2 separate regions of the Homo sapiens genome follow, and region 2 is linked to region 1. The links are chromatin loops, found by intact Hi-C in ENCODE. Cell type or tissue: A673. All regions are shown on one strand. Links, peaks and the distances in the headings refer to the core of each region. The heading gives the core; the rest is flanking DNA. Region 1 has its middle 24 kb from the start of ORC5. Region 2 overlaps LHFPL3-AS2 (LHFPL3 antisense RNA 2).

Evidence for each region. A loop is a pair of places that touch in the nucleus more often than their neighbours do. Peaks named below come from ENCODE experiments on the same cell type or tissue, not always from the same donor. Only the 100,000 strongest peaks of a DNase experiment are listed, where the experiment ranks them.
Region 2: a loop joins it to region 1, with 2.9 times the contacts of the local background. A loop is called at or near these places in 57 of 110 quality-filtered maps.

The regions. Positions count from the first base shown.
Region 1 is chr7:104,230,330-104,233,244 of GRCh38, forward strand. No RefSeq gene overlaps it. Among named protein-coding and RNA genes, the nearest start is that of ORC5, 24 kb to the left of the region's middle. In A673, for the core only: a CTCF peak has its summit at 1,263 (motif pointing right); a DNase peak (open chromatin) is centred at 1,302; H3K27me3 peaks cover 961 bases.
Region 2 is chr7:104,917,327-104,920,241 of GRCh38, forward strand. The region is part of intron 2 of LHFPL3-AS2 (LHFPL3 antisense RNA 2); the gene reads right to left. Among named protein-coding and RNA genes, the nearest start is that of LHFPL3-AS2, 7.9 kb to the right of the region's middle. In A673, for the core only: a CTCF peak has its summit at 1,479 (motif pointing left); a DNase peak (open chromatin) is centred at 1,455.

The DNA.
Region 1 (2,915 bases), core at 191-2,690:
TAAAAATTTCTCTGAATATGTTTGTATATAGATCTTGATGTGTTCAATTATTTTCTTGGGTTAACATCCTAGAATTGGAATTACTAGGACAAAATGTCTATAGAGTTTGAAGACTTTTAATGTATTTACCAAACTGCCTTTCAGTAAGCTGATTCTGAAACTTCTAGATTAAACCAGGGAGACTGGAAAAGGGGTAGGTGGTCAGTAGTGTCACCTGATTCTGGGCAGAAAAAAAATGGACATCCTCTAGAGAGAAGCATCTATGGATGGGAACTCCATAGATTAAGATCAAACAATTGCAGGGCCTACTATTGCTGGAAAAATTGCTGGACTGACCAAAGAGGAGGGGGCAGGCATGCCCTCCCCATTCTTGAACAGTATTGACGTGAGCTTTCCCTGAGCCAGAGGCTGCACCATCTGGAGACAGCATGCCAAATTAGGAAAATCCCTCAATTGAGTGGAGGGGTTGTCAAGGACAGTGATGAGGTCTGGCTCTGGGCCCATTTCCTTGGGTGTTCGTAGGCAGCTGCAGCTGTGGGATAGAGAAAGAAAAAAGCAGAGGACTGATAGAAAAACCCTGACTGGATGCACGAAAGCTTCTGGGGCTGGGTAAACGGGAAAGAAAAAAGCTGGAGCAGTTTTTTTGGGGGACTGGGGGACCTCTTGGAAAGTCAGTGAGGAGGGAAGAAAGCCATGAGGAAGACAATGGGCAAGAAGGTCCTGGGGATGGCGAAATTCGATTCTCCTTAGAGATCAAGGAAATTGTCCTTGCCCTCCAAATCCACAGCCTCCCAGTCCTAGAAGGTGAGTGTGACCCGGCCAGGCCTCACGCTGGCCCCATCCACCCAACCCTGGTGCCGCCCTGCAAACCAGCGCTAGCAGAGAGCCAGAGGATTCCTACCCTGGTCGTGTCTGTTTGGACTGGAGGACACGTGTGGGGCTTGGTCGTCTGCTTCATCCGCCCTCCTTTCCCGCTCCAGGGGGGTCGCTGATGCTCAAAGCAGGGAGCACACTTCTTACCGGACTTAGTTTTTGGTCTTTTGCTAAATCTTGACAGTTCATCACGACTCCCTGCTGATGGCTTCCAGAGTGGAGGGCCAAGTCTGACCGGAATGCCGTCTGAAATGGGAATGAAGGATCGAAATTGTGGGAGAAGTCTCTGCCCGCGACCCCTGTCCCCTGGCCGTAGTCCTGGTCACCCGGGAAAGGACCTCAGCTGATTGCTGAGAGGAAGATTCAGATACTGAAGGTAGCGCTGCAGCTACTCGGCTCTGCCTCTAGATGTCACCCTTGGAGTCAAAATAACAACTGGCTCCCGAGAGCTGCTCACATCACAAGGAAAGGACCCAGAATGTGCCTTGCCCCTCAGGGATTTAACAAACCCCAACTGGTGAATTAGACATATCCGAACCCCAAAATAAAGGACCTGGGGTGCAAGGGGAAGCAAATAACTGCTCACTCTCTCTCCTCCCGTGTCAGGTATGTGAGGAGAGCTGAGGTTAGAGGATGGAATGATGGTACCGCAATGAAAGTAACTGATAGAGATTCCAGGACTCTCTTTTGCCTGGACAATGAACTAGTTTGGGCAGGAGCTACCTTCCACCCGCAACAGGAACGGCTGCAACTTCTTACTGGCCCCAAGACTTCTAAAGTGCTAGGCAGCTGGGTTTCCCAGAAAATTCCTGTAAACAGCTAACATCTAAATTAAGTCAACATCAAAATGAGCATTTCCCTATCACCAAGTAATCTATAGTTGGCCCACTGAAAAGATTATTCTTATGCTCTCTCAATTAAAAAAAAAAGACATGAGAGGAGAGGGGTGCCTCTTCGCCTCAACTTGGCCGCGTGTCCCACAGTGGCATAGCTCTCGACAGGGTAGAGGAAGAACTGGGACCCACAGATTCTTGCTCACTGTGAATGTTGCCCAGCACTGCCTGTTCCTCACCCATGCCATGTGATACTGCAGAATTTACTTTAATCCATCTCACCACACTGCAGAATACCAAAAACAAACAGAAGATCATACAGACAGAGTAAGAGGAAAGTCAGATACCTAACAGGGAACCACAAATAGCAAGTAGACTTCTGACCTCAACAATGAAGATCAGGAGGGGGAGAATAGCTACAAAGTGCTGAGAGAACATATCTAACTCAAATTTTGTATGCAGAAAACCTTCCTCCAAGAATGAGAACAAAATAAATAAATTATTTAATTTGATAAATAGAAACTTAGTTTGTCACCAACAAATTTACACATAAGGAACACGTAAAAGTTAACTTCAAGAAGAAGGAAAATGATATGAAAGGGAAGGTCTAAAATCCAAGAAGCAATGGTGATGAAAGTGGTTTACAGATAAATCTAAAACATTACAAAAATGATGATAATAATAGTGATAATGTCTAATTTGAAGGATTTGAAAAGGGACAGAAGTAAAACATGGGACACAAATGACATGCAGATGGCAGGGAGCTGATAGGAGTCTAAGCATTCCAGAGACTCTCCCATAGGGGAATAGGTTAAGATACAGTATCAACTGTAGACATCAGTACACTTTTTAAAAACATATATTGCTTTATATAAATAAAATCTTACATAAACTTCATAAGGGAAAAAGAGAATGTAAATCTGAAAACTCTAGAAGTATATAAAGTAGAAAGTGGAAATCTCTCCTTATTTCTATACTTTATACTTCCCAGATGAAATATTTTGTTTACATGCATATGTGCACCCATACACACAAGCATAACCTTTTTTTTTTAAACAAAAAGATCACTCTTTATCTTGCTTTTTCACTTAGGAATAACTGTGGACACTGCTCCAATTCAATATGTTTGTATCTACCTCATTCTGTTTAACTGCTGCATAATATTTTATTGTTTGAAGCTACCATAATTTTTAAAAATTCCATTGATAC
Region 2 (2,915 bases), core at 325-2,824, 690 kb after region 1:
TCAGGAGAATCGCTTGAACCCAGGAGGTAGAGGTTGCAGTGAGCCAAGATCGCGCCACTGCACTCCAGCCTCTGTGACAGAGTGAGACTCTGTCTCAAAAAAGAAAAAAAAAAAAAGAGACTGTGGATGAAGACCAACTGGGGTCAGGGAATGAAAAGGAGGACAAAGATGATGCTTGGGTTTCCAGTCTACATTATTAGAAGATGGGGGGTGGGTGGAGGGCAACCACTTACTGGAGTGAGGGAAAGCAGGGGTTTGGATGGAGCCGCGTGATGAAAGCACTAATAGTCAATATTCTGATAGCACCGTGGAGTGTACAGGTGCCTTCGTGTCCATTATCTCATTTGCCCTCATAACTACCCTGTGAGGTATTATTATGCCCACTTTACAAATGAGGAATCCGAGGCTCAAAGAGGCTGAGTGATGCCCTTCATTAGGTCTTGACCCCAGCTGTTCTCACTCCTTGTTTTGACAATGGCTTTTCGGATACACTTTGGCTCTTGCTGTTCAGTGTGAAAAGATGTCAGCTTATGTTTGCCTTTCACAAGTCATGTCCCGAAAACTTCAGTTTCTTGGGGGAATTAGCTGGATTCCATTTCTTTGATGCTGGTTCCTTGTGATCCTTCTAGAAGACTAATAACTTATATAAGTCAGCTGGAGGAAAAAAAAAAAGAAAAATCCATTTCTAAATCAGTTTTCCCTTTTGAGAGAATTTGGCATCCAGGTGTAAGTGTATAGCTTCCTCTGAAATGAAACATTAATTCTCTCACCTAGTCAGGAAACAAGTTAGAACATTAAAATTCATCAGATGAGAGCCAAACCCTCGTGAACCAAGGTAAGTAAATGCGTTTACCTCACCCCGTACTACCGGCTACTCCTCTCTCAAAGAAAAAGTTGGGACTCCTCTTCTGACAGGTGAGATCTGTTTCGTTATCCCACCACAAGTCAATAAGTTCAGGGCCTCAGATGTCAAACCAAACTGTGTGTCAATCCTAACTTCCCACATTATTTAAGCACTGGATTTTTCTCTGGCATTAACTGAATGGAACTTCACCTGAGGACAAAATTGGCTGTTACATTTGTAATTATGGAGTAAAGGTTGATTCTTAGCCAAACCAGGCTGGAAAACTGAAAGAATTCAAAAAGTAAGTGTGTAGATGTGACGCTATCTTGCTGATGCAAAGTTTCTCAAGTCAAAACATTTACTTGAAACTTTGGCTTCCTCCAAAGCAATAATTTTTTACATTTTAGGAGCAGCTTTCCTTGTAAAAGCCTTTACACTTGTCAGGCCTTCTGCCTTAACAAAGATTGTGAATTCTCTTCTAGGTGATTAAAATCAATTCTGAATTAAATACAGTTGCCCTGATCATGTCAAAAACGATGCAGCTGCTTTCCTACAGGTTAACTTATCTTGCAGATTTAAAAATCAGTTGTTTTTAAAACTTGGTTTGTACTGCCATCTAGTGATACATTTCATTGACAGTTTCAACATGCTAAATTTATATAGATCCACAGGGTTATCCTTAAGGGCAATGTAGTGCCACATCTATTTTTTCTTTTCTTTTTTTTTTTTTTTTTTTTTTTTGAGATGGAGTCTCGCTCTGTTGCCAGGCTGGAGTTCAGTGGCGCGATCTCGGCTCACTGCAACCTCCACCTCCTGGGTTCAAGCGATTCTCCTACCTCAGCCTCCCGAGTAGCTGGGATTACAGGCGTCCGCCACCATGCCAGGCTAAATTTTTAAATTTTTAGTCGAGACAGGGTTTCACTATGTTGGCCAGGCTTGTCTCAAACTCCTGAGCTCGTGGTCTGCCCGCCTCAGCTTCCCAAAGTGCTGGGATTACAGGCGTGAGCCACCGTGCCCAGCGAGTGCCACATCTTAAATAGAGCATTTACATTTGCAAATATAGAGAGAAGACTACCTCCTATACACAACAAAGTTCCCTCATATACCTTACAGACTAAGAAAAAATTTTTTATCATAAATATTAAAGAGAGCCCAAGCATGGTGGCTCACGCTTGTAATCCCAGCACTTTGGGAGGCCAAGGTGGGAGGATTGCTTGAGCCAGGAGTTCAAGACCAGCTGGGCAATATAGTGAGACCTCATCTCTACAAAATAAAAATTAAAAAATTAACCAGGCATAGTGCGCACCTGTGGTCCCAGATAAACAGGAGGCTGAGGCAGGAGGATAGCTTGAGCCAAGAGATCGAGGCTGCAGTGAGCCGTGTTTTACCCCACTGCACTCTAGCTTGGATGACAGAGTGAGAACCTGTCTCAAAAATAAACAAACAACAAATATATATATATATACACACACACACACACACACACACACACATATATATATACATATATATATGAAAGAGATGTCCCACTAGTATCCTATTAAACCACAGAGACTAGTGGGCTTCTTACATTAGCTTTTTTATTTACATCTTTGATTTTTACCATAATTAAAGCAGTTCATTTCTCCTAGATAAACAAATACAATCCTGGATGTTGAATTTAATGGCCAATCTGTTTGGAAAGGCAGAATTGCATAAAGGTTAAATGCATGGGAACTAGCATGATGCTCTCTGGGTCCAAATCCTAGCTCAGCACCTGCAATCTGTGTGCCCTTAGGTCAGTTATGTAACATCTCCATGCCTCAGTTTTCTAATCTGCAAAATATGGATAATAATCAAACCTACTCATAGAGTAATTTAAGAGACACTATACTTAGCACAGAGGCTAGCACAAAGTAAATGTTCAATAAAACACAACCAGAGCACAGTGAGCCTAATTTGCATAGCCCCGTGGGATGCTGAGATAGCAGGGAAGCTCCGGGTCTCATTCCACCGGAAAATAGATCCTTAGACACAGTAAAGACCAAGATCAGGACTCTGGATGCTAGAATCACCATATGATCCAGCAGTT